4 separate regions of the Homo sapiens genome follow, and regions 2, 3 and 4 are each linked to region 1. Evidence: chromatin contacts called from ENCODE Hi-C or POLR2A ChIA-PET data. All regions are on one chromosome and are shown on one strand. The core of a region is the stretch at or near the end of the contact, and the rest is flanking DNA. Distances in the headings are between cores, read along the strand shown. Region 1 holds the start of ETFA (electron transfer flavoprotein subunit alpha). Region 2 holds the start of TSPAN3 (tetraspanin 3). Region 3 holds the start of PSTPIP1 (proline-serine-threonine phosphatase interacting protein 1). Region 4 holds the start of RCN2 (reticulocalbin 2).

Region 1 (3,106 bases), core at 387-2,886:
GTCCTGAGGGGAAGACAGGACACTAACCTGAAAGACATGGGTTTGAACTCTTTAGGGGAGGGGAGGGTCAGAACTTTTTATTAAACAAGGAATACGCACAAGAAAAAAGATGTCTAAGGCCAGGTGCGGTAGCTCAGGCCTGTAATTCCAGGACTTTGGGAGGCCGAGGCAGGTGGATCACTTGAGGACAAGAGTTCGAGACCAGCCTGGGTAACATGGGGAAACCCCGTCTCTACAAAAAAAAAAAAAAAAAAAAAAAAAAAATTAGCCAGGCGTGATGATGCGCACCTGTGATCCCAGCTTCTCGGGAAGCTGAGGTGGGAGAATCGCTTGAACCTGGGAGGCGACGGTTGCAGTGAGCCCATATCGTGCCACTGCACTCCACTCCAGCATGGGAAACAGAGCCAGACCTTGTCTCTTAAACAAACAAACAAACAAACAAACAAAAGTCTAATGTCTACAGACATCTAGAAAGAGCTCCAGCTATGCCTCAGAGAGAAAAATCCCAGGAGTGGATGGGAAAATATCCATGCCCAGAAAAAAAAAAAAAAAAAAAAAAAGGAGAAAAGGTACAAACCATCAGGTAAGTTTCTGACCCAAGTTTACCAATCTTGTTTCTCATTTCACCTAAATGTAAACTAGGAAAACTACACAATCCACAATATAAATTATTGTTACTTGACTTGTGACTGGTCAGTCTCCAAATACTCCTTTCCCACAGCATGAGAAGGAAAATATGTTTCCTATCAGTCCTTCTCACAACAGAAGAGAGAAATGTGGTTTGTCACTAATGAAACACTGAAAATGTACCACTGTCACCAGTTAACCTAATCTACAATCTGCTGGTTAAAAGCAGGTCAGCCTGAAGCATATAAAAAGACGTCTGCCTTTCAAAACTGGCTAAAGCTGTCAAATCGGATCGCAGGTTTTACAAATACAATCACCTAAATTCAGCCCTGCTCCATAAACCAGAAAGCAGAACCAGCTTCCATAACTGGCCACGCAGCCTCCCACCCCACCCCACCCCCGCCCTTGACAGTGAGTGGGTCGGAGTAGCCACGATGCGCCCAAAGTGTTTAATTCTTCCAGAAATGCCGGCCTCCGGGAGGAATCTAGGTTTGAAACTTTCCCCAACAGGGCATTCCCCGGTGACATTTTGCTCCCTCGGGTGTGGAGCAAGTGTGGAGGACCTGGCGGCCCGAAAGTGCCCAGAGTGACCGACAAAGGTGGGAAACGGCAGGGCAGAGAGTGGGCCAGAAGAAGGGGCAGCAGACGCGCAAATTCACATCATTCGGGGTCACCCTGACCCCAAACCTCTGACTTCTGCCCCGAACTGGCGTTCCGCAGGGAGTCCAGGGTAGGCCCCAGAACTTTGGACCCAAGTCCCAGGCGGGGACCGGCCTGCGGGCGCGAGGGCTGGTCGAATCTGAGGGGGCCAGTGATCTTTGCAAGACCCCATAGGGACGGCGGGTTGACGGGGGGCCGTCCCTGGGTTCGCCTTCCCAGTCCGGACTCACCGCCCGCCGGAGCTGCCCCGGAGCCGCCGCTCGGAACATGGTCTCCGCTTCCGCCGCAACCTCGGCCTTACAGCAGCCCCGTGCCCGGCCAACTGGCGCCGCCTCAGCCAGTCACCTAATGCTCGCGAGACGCGCGAACGAGATAAGACGCCCTAGGCCGGGAGCACGAGCCCGCGGTTTCCGCCTGCCCATTGGGCGGCTGCGCAGCCAATAGACGGCGGGAAGTTAGGGGCTAGACTGGGAAGTGGGGCAAAGGTGAGGCTATTCCCCGGGGACCTTCGAGTAAGCCCGGGCCGCGGAGCGGCAGAGACAAAGCTGGCCACCCGCTGATGACCGAGCTCAGACTGTACTGTCTCACAGCCCCGCAATGGTCAGCACTGCTAGAGTGAACTTCAAAACTGAGCTGACCTCGGGGTAAGGTACGAGTGGAGCCTTGCCAATTCCAATTAGATACCTTTCCTATATGCCCCTATTTCCCCCTGTATTTCCCCATGGTAGCAATTGTCACATGGGTTGTAATAACCTAAGTACTTGTCTGTGTCACCCATCTGACTGAAGATCTGTAAGGGCAGAAAGTATGCCCTTTTTTTTTTTTTTTTTTTTGAGAGAGAGAGAGTCTCCCTCTGTCACCCTGGCTGGAGTGCAGTGGCGCGAGCTCAGCTCACTGAAAGCTCCGCCTCCCGGGTTCACTCCATTCTTCTGCCTCAGCCTCCCGAGTAGCTGGGACTACAGGCGCCCGCCACCACGCCCAGCTAATTTTTTTGTATTTTTAGTAGAGACGGGGTTTCACAGTGTTAGGCAGGATGGTCTCGATCTCCTGACCTCGTGATCCGCCCGCCTCGGACTCCCAAAGTGCTGGGATTACAGGCGTGAGCCACCGCGCCCGGCCAGTATGCCCTACTTTTAAATTTTGTGTCTACCTGCAACACCTAGCACAATGCCTGGTCCATACTAGGCATTCAATCAGTATGTGTTGAATGAATAAGCAAATGAATAAATGACTGCTAATGAGTCTGGACTTTAACACGAAATTTTTAAGAGGGAAGTGGTATGTTCAGAAATTGTCTCAATTCCCAATTCAGCAACAACCTACCTTTCCAATGTTATCTAGTCTATCAACAAATCCCGTTGACTCTACCTTCAAAAGATAACCAGAATCCAGCAATATCCTCCAACACCCCTTTGCTCCTCTGCTGGTATCACCTTCACTCAGGACCCTGTCCTCTCTCGCCTGGATCATTGCAAAGCCTCCTAACTGGTCTTTCTGTTTCTGCCCATGTTTCCAGAAGCCTCTTCTCCAAACTGATGGACTGATCATGACCTCTGCTCAAAGCCCTATGGTGGCTCCCTCTCCTCCCACTGCCCTCTTCTCTCACTGTTCCCCAGATACATAGGCCTTCTTGAGCACACAAGCCTGCTCCTCTCAGAGTTTTGCACTCTGGCTCTTCCCTCTGCCTGAAATGGCCTTCTCTTGTTACCCGCGTGGCGTACTTCCTCACTTCATTCAGGTCTCTGCTCAAAAAACACATTTGCAGAAAGGCCGGCCTTAGCCTCTCCACCTAAAATAGCACCCATGCCACTCCCAGACG
Region 2 (3,106 bases), core at 267-2,766, 760 kb after region 1:
ACACAAACGCCCCGAAGGACTCTGGCAATACAAGTGTGTAGCAAGTGCTTTTTAACATATAACCATCCTTTTATGAGACAGCTGTCAGGATATGAAGTTTTATCCCTTGTTGGGGGGTCGGGGGAGGAGGAAAGGATTCTTTCCAGAACAGGTGTGCGTATGCGTGGGAGGGAGGAGCTGAATGGGGAGGAGGAAGAGGCACAGTATGGTTAACCGGAATGTTCAAGGAGTGCTCTGGCGACTGTGGACAGAGCAATCTGTCCAGGGCACTCAAGTGTTTAAGGAAATGACAAGTTCAGAGAGGCAAGGTGATTTGGGACCAGACTGAGGACTTCTGCTCCAAGACCAGGGGAAGGAGTTGAACCTTATTCTACCGCTGAAGCTTCTGTTTTCCTTATTTTCAGATCAAGTGATGTGATAGAGGAAACGTTTTAAAAGATTTATCCGGGTGCAAAGTCCAGATGGGCTGGAGGGTGGAGAGACGGATAGGAACAACTTAGGTTACTATAAAAGTCCCTGATGAGATAAGGACCCAAACTAAGATGACATAAACATTCCTTTCAAAGAGGGTGTACCCCTTAAAAATTCATAAGCCACCTTTTATTGAAAGTGAACTCATCACTTTCAAAATCTTGTGACATCTCCATCATATATTTAACCAAGAGTTATAATCTCACAGTTTGGTCACCCCCATGACCAAAACAAATAGACCGATGTTCTTGGTCAATGGATTATTTGGCTCCTCGAGTTGAAACCCTTCATTTTCTGGGCTGGTGACAGTCAGCCGGTTCTCCACACACAAAGGGCGTTAAGTGGAACCCCCGCCCCGGCTCCGCAGCGTCCCCGCGGATCTGCCCGCCTCGGGACGGCCACTCGTCTGCGAGGCCCCGACAAAGAGCGCGGAACCTGAGCCTCTGGCGAAGATCCTATTTCGAGCCCGACGTCCTGCTACAGTCTGCAATAAGCGCTCTCCGTCCAGCCGGCGACTCCGGGGGGGGGAGACTGGGGCGCCTGGCACGGAGCCAGCCCGCGTGGGCCGAGCGCGGAGGCGCCGGCTGGAGGCCGTGGAGTCCCTGAAGGCCTCCCCTCGCTGTCCTCCGCGCCCAGGCTCCCGGCTTGGTCCGGCAGGGACCTCGCGAAGCGGCCTCACACCCGGCCCTCCCCTCGCCTCAGCCGCCTGAGGGCCCGCGCGCGGCCCCCGCGCGCCCGCCCAGGCCCAAGCCCGGCCCCCACGGGCGCCTCCGCCGCGGCCTCGCCCGGCCCCGCCGCCGGCCCCTCGCTCTGCCCGGCCCCGCTCACCCAGAAGATGAGGTTGAGAAAGACCAGCACGGTCTTGGAGGAGGTGATGCCGCACTGGCCCATGGCGCCGGTGGCCCGCGAAGGCCCGGCCCGGAGAGCGGGGCTGCGCTCACCGAGAGAGCGGCAATGGCGGCGGCGCCTCCTCGCTAGGAACTGCACGGCCTGCGCGGCGCTCCCCGCAGCCCCTGCGCCGTCGCGCAGCCCCGACCCCAGCAAGTGCCTCGCTCCTCCGCGCAGCCGCCGCAGTCCCCTCAGGGCTCCCGCGCCGCTCCCTGGCAACCGAGTCCCGCCCCACGCGGCCGGTAGCTTCAGCCAATCGCCTCTGCGGAGGCTGCAGTGAGGCCACGCCTCTTAAAGGAGCCAAGGCCTCAGCGCCTTTTCTTGGCCTCTGGCCGCCCTTGGACGCAGATGGCTCCCTAGGGAGGTTCTGGTGGACCAAACCCACTCTCCTCCTATGACTATGCCACCCTTATAGATGATTCAGAGCCCTCTGAGTGCTATCTTTCTACCTAGCCCATTCTCCCCTAGGAAGGTTGGAGACACTAATCTCTGCCTGACCAGATTCTCCTGACCAGGTTAAAATCTTGGCAGCACTGTTGGTGAGAAGTGCAAAGAAAAACAACAAATACTTATGGAGAAACTTATTGTACCAGGCGCTGGGCTAGACCTCAGAAGAGTCAGAGAGGAGAAAAGGCTGGTGATGGCGTTAGCAAGGCAGAGACATGTTTGTGTGGGTGAGTGGTTGGGAACAAGTTCTATTCCAGGGTAGTAAGTTTTGGACCAAGATTCGCAACGATTACAGAAACATCTCTTTGCATTGCAACATTTCACATTCTTCCCCCAATCTTGAATCCGTCATAGCAATTAATTATTGGGTGCTCACCCGGTGCCAGGCTCCATTAGTTCATTTAACCCCCACCACAACCCTGGATGGAAGGCACTATGGTTATCAGCCTCATTTTACTGATCGGGTAATTGAGGCTTAGAAAGGTTAAGAAGTTCGCCCAGAGCCACACATAGTAAGTGGTCTAGTGCAAAAAACACATCATCAGTCACACAATAAACTGCCTCTGTTTGCTGTCTTTCCTGCCATTATAATCCTGCACTCCCTCCTTGACCGCGCCCGTAAGGATTTCCATTTACTGGTCTTTATCAGCTCGCTCTCATGCAATCTCCCCCACTCATCACCTTTCCCAGGCACTCTCAGAAGTACCTGTTAATCTCAGCATCCTGTGCATTTACACCAAGCAGCAGCAACAGCCATTTATTCACTCATCAAACTTGCCGCGTGTCCCCTCTGGGCCTCACTGTTGTCGGTGGTGGATATTCCACTGTGAGCAAGACGTATCCTTCCTTCCATGGCTTACATTCGTTCGGGCAGAGGAGGCAGACCATAAACAAACGGGCAAGTGGGTATATGACATGAGGTAGTGTTAGGAAACAATTCAGAGGAAAGGAATAGAGTGATGAGAGGAGTCCTCTCTGAGGAGAGAACATTGGAGGGGACCCAAGGGAGGTGAGGGGAACAGCCCAAAGATGAGAGCAGCAAGGACAAAGGCCCAGAGACCGGAACATGATCACTGTGCTGTAGGAAGGGGAACACAGAGAGCCTAGTGTGCTGGAGGTGAGCGAGGCCGGATCACCAACAGCCTACTACGCCAGGCAGAAGCCTTTGAGCAGACCAGTAACACCATCTAAGTGTTTCAAGTGCCATTCTTGCCATACCATGGAGGTCCTAGTTAAAGAAAGAAAAATGATGGGCTCTCAAACATGATTCCCTTTGAACATCTATCTTCTTGACGCCTCT
Region 3 (3,106 bases), core at 231-2,730, 680 kb after region 1:
TGCCAATAAGCAGGCAGGAGCCTTCTGTTAACAGAGGGTCTCTAGTCTGCTCCAGACCTAGAGGCATCATCCCATCTGATGGATGGAGAAACTGAGCTCAGGGAGGCTGAGCCAGTGCTATCAGAGGTGGTGGTGCCATTGGGAGGTGAGGTGCAGCCTGGCTCACTCTATGGCCTACAAAGTTCAAGGGGATTTTTACACTATTAATTGTCTTCAGCTGCAAGTAACAAAAAACCTGACTGGGGCGCCTTACAGATTAAAGATTAGCTCAAATCCAAGGTTTCTGGAGGTGAGGGCCTTCTGGGGGCAGTCCCATTGCTCTGCAATCCTCCCCAAAGTGTTTCCTCTTGGGTGGCTATTTCAGAGCCTGGGTGTGCCCCCTCTCTCTAAACCCTGGGCATGCATAATGGGCACTTGGGAGCTCAACTATTTCATCTGCAGCAGCTCTCATCTTATCACCCCGTCAGCTGTAAGGCAGACATCAGTGAGGGTGGTGATTTGCGGACAATCCCTGACTCACCCCATTTTGCCAGCCTGCCCTGGGCTCAGGACTTCCTGCTGCATCTTCTGCTGAGCCGGCAGGGCGTGGCGTCTCAGGGCTGGGGCTGGGGCTCTAGTCCAGGGCTCTTCCTAAGGTGGTACCACACAGTGCCCCCAGCACCTGCCCACCAAACTGGAAATTCCAGAAATATTCTCGACACCGTCTACTTTCCAAAGACTGGGTGTGGCAGATGAGGAAGCTGAGGCTCAGCGAGTTGGGGGGTCTATTAAGGTCCCTCAGCCCCTGAAAGGTGGGGTCAAAATTAAACAAAAACTGGGCCTCAGACTGGGTTTCCAAACACCCCACTCTGTGCCTTGATAATCCTGTTTCTCTCTCCATCCATTCCCATTCACTGAGCCGGAAGCCTCCATCTTCAGAAGGGGGTTCTCTGCCCCAAACAGCGTCTAATCTGGAGACTTGCGGTGGTGGCGGTGGTGGTGGTGGGGGCAGTGCCGGGGCCTCAGGCTGTTCTCCCTCATCTTGCTGCCTGCTCACCTTGCCTCTGTGTGCTCACAGCCCCCCAGAGCACAGCTGTGTCTGCTCCCAGACTATGGGCTCCTTGAGGGCAGGACCTGGTTTGGGTCCCAGAGCAGCCAGGGTTTGATGAATGACAGATGCCCTAGACCTGGGTAAGCCCCTCCAGAATGACTTGCTAGTGCGGGGTGGGGAGTCTGGCATCTCTGGGCCCAGCCTGGAAGGGTGCTGGACTGGCTGGCGGGTGACACACCTGGGGTTCCTGGGCCCCTCCTGGCCACACTGTCAGTGGGCCTCAAGCTCCCTTAGCATATGGCCTCTGGAATAAAGTGAGCCCGCACCTCGGGAGGGGGCAAGCAGAGGCAGGAGCAGGATGGCAGGTGGCAGGCGGGGCTGCACAGGGGAGCACAGCAACTCCACTTCCTGTGGGCGAGGGCCCTGTGCCTGCCCCGGGGGAGGTTGCACAAACCTTCCTGCGCAGGCCTCGGGCTGCCTGCCTGCCTGCCTGCCTGGCCCGGCCCGAGCTCCAGCCTGCCTCTTCCACTGGCCACTGCCTCCCACCCAGGGCTGGCATCCCTGCTCCCTGCCCTGGGTCCCAGACTGTGTCCTCCATCACCGCAGGGTCGGTGAGGGGCTGGGCTGGACACCAGGGCCCGCCCTCCCATCACTGAGCTCCACTCCTTCCTCATTTTGCTGCTGATTCTAGCCCCAAACAAAACAGGTTGAGCTTTTTCCTCCCCTCAGAAGCTCCTCTCTGGCTCGTGGCTGCCTTCTGAGTGTTGCAGACGGCGCCGGCCGGGAAGGGGGGCCTGGGCCAGCCCTGCCAGGACTGGGACGCTGCTGCTGGCGCCTGGCCCTCCATCAGGCCAGCCTGTGGCAGGAGAGTGAGCTTTGCCGCGGCAGACGCCTGAGGATGATGCCCCAGCTGCAGTTCAAAGATGCCTTTTGGGTGAGTGAGGATGGTTGGGGGCACTGAACAAGTGGAGGGGGCAGAGCTAGGCTGAAATCTCCATGCAGGTGATGGGATGCGGCTCCGAGAGGGGAGCTTTCTCATAAAATAGTGGTTGATTCTTGGTCTTAATTGTCATGGAGGTGGCCCAGGCCCCCACCCCTTCTGGACTGGAACGCAAGTGGACTCCGTGAATGAGCGTCCTCCTCTCTGCTGCCCCGTGTGTTTTCTCCTCTGGGAGACCTCTCCCCACAGCAGGAGCTCCTCAGAAGAGGGTAACACATGGGTGGGGGCTTGAGGAGGATGTGTGGGGCAGCAAAGGAGGGGTCACAGATTTAGAGACCAGACAAACTTGAGTTCAGGTCTTGGCTCTGTTACAGGCTGGGCAAGTCATTTCTGTCTCCAAGCCTCAGTCTCTCCATCTATATAATGGTGATAAAATAGAAATCAACACACCAACTAAAGCATTGGATCAGCAAGGGGATCCAAGGCACTAAAGCCCCCAGCACCTTGCCTCACTCCAAATGGTAATTCTGTTCCCCTCACCCAGCCCCTTGTCCCTTGCAGACCTTAGGGGTCCTTCAAGGAGGCAGCCAGGTGGGCAATGGCTTGCTTACTTTCTTAAATTCAACACGGGCTTAAATCAAGTCATTTCCCCCATGAAATAAGGGCGCCCAGCCAGTGGTAGAGGTAAAGTGGCTTGGCCCGGGCCACGTAGCCTGCAGCCCAGCTTGGACCCCTGGTCATCTCAGCACTTTTCCAGCTGTCCTTCAACTACCCCTCTGCCCCTCAGCTCTGGCTGTGCCCAGGGCTCTGGGGAAAAACTGAGACCTCTCTGGTTGGAGCTGGGGAATGTGGCTGTCCCGGGGTGCTGCCTCCAACCCCGAAGAGGACGCTCTGGCCCTCGGCTCAGCCGGCTGAGCCCCAGCCAACAGCCCTGCCCTCCCCGGGCCTTTTCCTGGGGCTGCAGCCAGGAGGATGAGAGCTATGGAGCCAGGCCTTCCTTCCCTTCCGGCCGGCTCCACTTGGGGCCTGTGGCCAGCGTGTGAGTGTTCTGCTTCCTCTGCTCTGACTGTACAGTAGGCAAAGGACCCCACGTGGGGAGGGCACCTTGTGCCTTTCTGGGCCTCAGTTTCCCCATC
Region 4 (3,106 bases), core at 372-2,871, 620 kb after region 1:
AGATAACACAATCCTTTTCCTCCAGATGAAAGCAATAGACCCAGGGAGCGAAAACAGCCTGTTTAGGGGCTGAAGACAGAACCCAGCCTTCTGATACTGCTTACTCCACTGTCTCTTTAGATATCATTAAGTTCCCTTGGCCCCCAAAACTCCCATCTGTGGATCCCCTGAGTTTAGAAGAACTTCCACAGTACCTTGTAGCCTACCTTTTATAACTGGAGTCACGCCGGAAGCTGGTCAAAGTTTACCTTTTACTTATTGGAGAACAACAGGTACAAAGCAGAGTTTCTTATATTAAATTGGGACATTTTTCTCTTTTTTTCCTCAAAACCGAGAATGGAAGTGAAAATTAAAATCCAGCAATAAAGGGTTTTCTTTTTAGTTTAATGAAATCAACTCTAAAATTTGCTTTTATTTATATTCTGAAATTTAAAACTTTGTTCTTCGTTGATCTTTATAACATTGGAAAGATTGAACTTACACTTTGCTCTGTGAATCTTTCAATGGTTTGTGACCAAACCATAAATTTCAACCCGACCCAGGAAATTTCTGCGACTTGTGCCCACCCAGTTTTGCAGTTTGGAACAGAATTCTTGCTCCCAATCCAAATAGAGACTGAGAGAAATGAAAGAGGACCCAGAAAGCCTTTTCTTCTCTGTGAAAGGCCTGATCCTAAGTGGCGCAATCAATAAAGAAAAGGGTTCAAGGTGCAGCCTACAAATTTCTTAGAGTTTAATGTGTTCAGGTTGAGGTGGAGAAATTACATAAACCTGTGAATAGACATGGAATAGAAGCCATGTGTATATGCATTCTGTCCCTAAAGGTTTTGCTAGGTACTTACTAAGCTATTCCTTCTGTGCAATCATCTTTCGTTTTTCTACTTGTATGGATGAAAGCCTACCTTCACTGAACACTTCACCTTATGTGCCAGCTATTGTTCTAAACCCATTACATTATTTAATCTTCACGACAATTCTTTAAGGTAGTCTTATTACTATGCTCATTTTATAGATGAGCAAACAAGTTTTCAGGGGTCAAGAAATTTGAGCAAGTTCACATTAACTTGTAAATCACGAAATTGAGCATCAGATACAAGCATCTGGCTGCACTTCCTGAGTTTGTACGTCCTACTCTCATAAAATAGATACATTGAAGACTGAGAAAGAATACTGTTGGCCGATTCCTCAGGCAATAATTTTTTCGATATTGTATTGTTGTCTCAGAAACCTCCAGCCTCTCTCATTGATGGACGGTAGGAGGGGCACATGGAGTGGACCAGGAGTGGGCAGGAGTGGGGTGGGGGCGTGCTTTTAGAAGCGTTTCGGGGGAACGACAAGGCGCGGGTCGTAGAGGTCTACCCTCTCTGCAGTCCCAGCATGGCTCCTGGAGCTCTCTGGGCGGCCGCTGACCCCGACATCGCGGCGGCCCGCCCCCAGCGCCGCGCTGCCCAATCAGCGGCGCGGCCTGGTGCCCCGCCACTCCGCGCCGGCCATATAGGCCTCCTCCTGGCGCGCCTCCGCACCGCATTGGTGGACCGGCCCCCAGCCCGTCCATGGGCGTTGTGGCCGCCACCGCAGGTTCCGCCTCCCGTTCCCTCCGCCCTCAACGTACGTCGCACCGCCTCTCTGTAGCCGCCCGCGGAGCATCGCAGCCGGCCCGGGCCCCCGCCAGCCTCCCTCCTCGCGTCCCTCGGTGTCCTCCGCGGGCCGGCGCGATGCGGCTGGGCCCGAGGACCGCGGCGTTGGGGCTGCTGCTGCTGTGCGCCGCCGCGGCCGGCGCCGGCAAGGCCGAGGAGCTGCACTACCCGCTGGGCGAGCGCCGCAGCGACTACGACCGCGAGGCGCTGCTGGGCGTCCAGGTGAGGCGGCCAGGCCGGTGCTGGGAGGGCCGGGCCTCGCACCGCGGCTGCCGCGGGCTTTGTCCCGGGACAAAGGGGGGCGGCCGGGCGAGGCCTGGCAGGGGCGGCCTGACAATGGGGGCCGGGCGGCGCGGCACTCGCTCTCTGGGGGTCCTGGGGCCTGGAAAGCCTGAGGAGATAGCACGGCCCAAGAGCTGGATCCCTTCTACCCCTCAGATCATGGAGGGTGTGTAGGGGGTAGGGGCCTTGAAGTGCAGGTGCGGGTCACCCCGAAACCCTTTGGCAAGGGGGTCTTCTAGTAGCCCTGTTTTTCTCCACCATTTTGCCCCACTGATAGTAATGCTTGGCCCTCCTGTGTGTCGCTTCCCCCTAAAGGAAGATGTGGATGAATATGTTAAACTCGGCCACGAAGAGCAGCAAAAAAGACTGCAGGCGATCATAAAGAAAATCGACTTGGACTCAGATGGCTTTCTCACTGAAAGTAAGGACTGCCCTACACGACTAACAATGGAGACAAACACAAATATGTTAAGCAGCGGTGTCTGCTGAATGTATAGATTGCTAGTGTCCCAAGTTGGAAGTCCTGTGAGAAGGAGAAAAGGACATGGAGAATAGGCTTTATACTTACAAATCTTTAGACACTGAGAACCAAGTAAAACTCGGTGCTTTCTCCAGTTATATATAAACATCATTGACCCTGTACTCTATGTGGAAGTCACACCTTGAGACACCCTCTTTCTCACGTGACTTTTGTTAGTGTCAACAATATGATTTATTTTAGAGAAATATGCCCCAAAACTTTAAGGCAGTAAATGATTTATCGCTCTTTTGATATATGCTTCATTTAAATTTTAGGAATTTGCTTCTTTTTTTAAGCAAGTAGAAAAAGACCTGTTGCCTGTGAATTACGTTTATTATAACATTATACCAAAATGTTAGAGCTGGTAGGGGCCTTGGGATCATCTTGTCCACATCACTTTGTAGAGATGAAGAAATGAAGCACAGGGATAAGTGCCTTCTACAAATAAGTGGCAAAGCTGGACTAGAATCCAGGTATCCTGCTCTTAATTCAGGTTTTAATATCCTTCAGTTAAAAAAAAAAATCTGATGCTCTCAGGTAAATTCTCTAGTCAGAAATGAAATGCACAGACTATTAAAAGAATGTTCTAAATAAATTGCTGTGCAGTTGTCTCTCCCCATTGTTCAATTCAAATGATGTTCCCTGTCAGCGTTCCAAGTGGGTCCTCA

What was found. A loop is a pair of places that touch in the nucleus more often than their neighbours do. ChIA-PET counts read pairs that join two places held with the same protein, here RNA polymerase II (POLR2A). Pooled maps may share reads with other maps.
Region 2: a pooled map shows a loop between it and region 1 (12-fold over the local background). The contact joins the promoter of TSPAN3 here to the promoter of ETFA in region 1. A Hi-C loop is called at or near these places in 1 of 168 maps with a recorded cell type or tissue (CD4-positive, alpha-beta T cell) and 8 of 50 pooled maps. POLR2A ChIA-PET finds 5 or more read pairs at or near these places in 1 of 52 experiments (activated naive CD4-positive, alpha-beta T cell).
Region 3: a pooled map shows a loop between it and region 1 (2.6-fold over the local background). The contact joins the promoter of PSTPIP1 here to the promoter of ETFA in region 1. A Hi-C loop is called at or near these places in 6 of 50 pooled maps. POLR2A ChIA-PET finds 5 or more read pairs at or near these places in 2 of 52 experiments (H1 and Panc1).
Region 4: a loop to region 1 is called in a pooled map, with 7 times the contacts of the local background. The contact joins the promoter of RCN2 here to the promoter of ETFA in region 1. A Hi-C loop is called at or near these places in 2 of 37 single-sample maps with no recorded cell type and 11 of 50 pooled maps. POLR2A ChIA-PET finds 5 or more read pairs at or near these places in 1 of 52 experiments (activated naive CD4-positive, alpha-beta T cell).

The regions. Positions count from the first base shown.
Region 1 is chr15:76,309,833-76,312,938 of GRCh38, forward strand. ETFA (electron transfer flavoprotein subunit alpha) reads right to left here and starts at 1,637. Exons shown (of 12, transcript NM_000126.4): 1 at 1,518-1,637. The coding sequence starts at 1,556. RefSeq lists enhancers at 889-1,389, 1,390-1,890, 2,100-2,149, 2,210-2,259.
Region 2 is chr15:77,069,593-77,072,698 of GRCh38, forward strand. It overlaps TSPAN3 (tetraspanin 3), which reads right to left and starts at 1,517. Exons shown (of 7, transcript NM_005724.6): 1 at 1,300-1,517. The coding sequence starts at 1,362. RefSeq lists a silencer at 984-1,683 and an enhancer at 1,824-1,883.
Region 3 is chr15:76,993,646-76,996,751 of GRCh38, forward strand. It overlaps PSTPIP1 (proline-serine-threonine phosphatase interacting protein 1), which reads left to right and starts at 1,481. Exons shown (of 15, transcript NM_003978.5): 1 at 1,481-1,964. The coding sequence starts at 1,929. RefSeq lists an enhancer at 1,186-1,235 and a silencer at 1,476-1,665.
Region 4 is chr15:76,930,128-76,933,233 of GRCh38, forward strand. RCN2 (reticulocalbin 2) reads left to right here and starts at 1,622. Exons shown (of 7, transcript NM_002902.3): 1 at 1,622-1,858; 2 at 2,234-2,339. The coding sequence starts at 1,715. RefSeq lists a silencer at 1,315-2,064.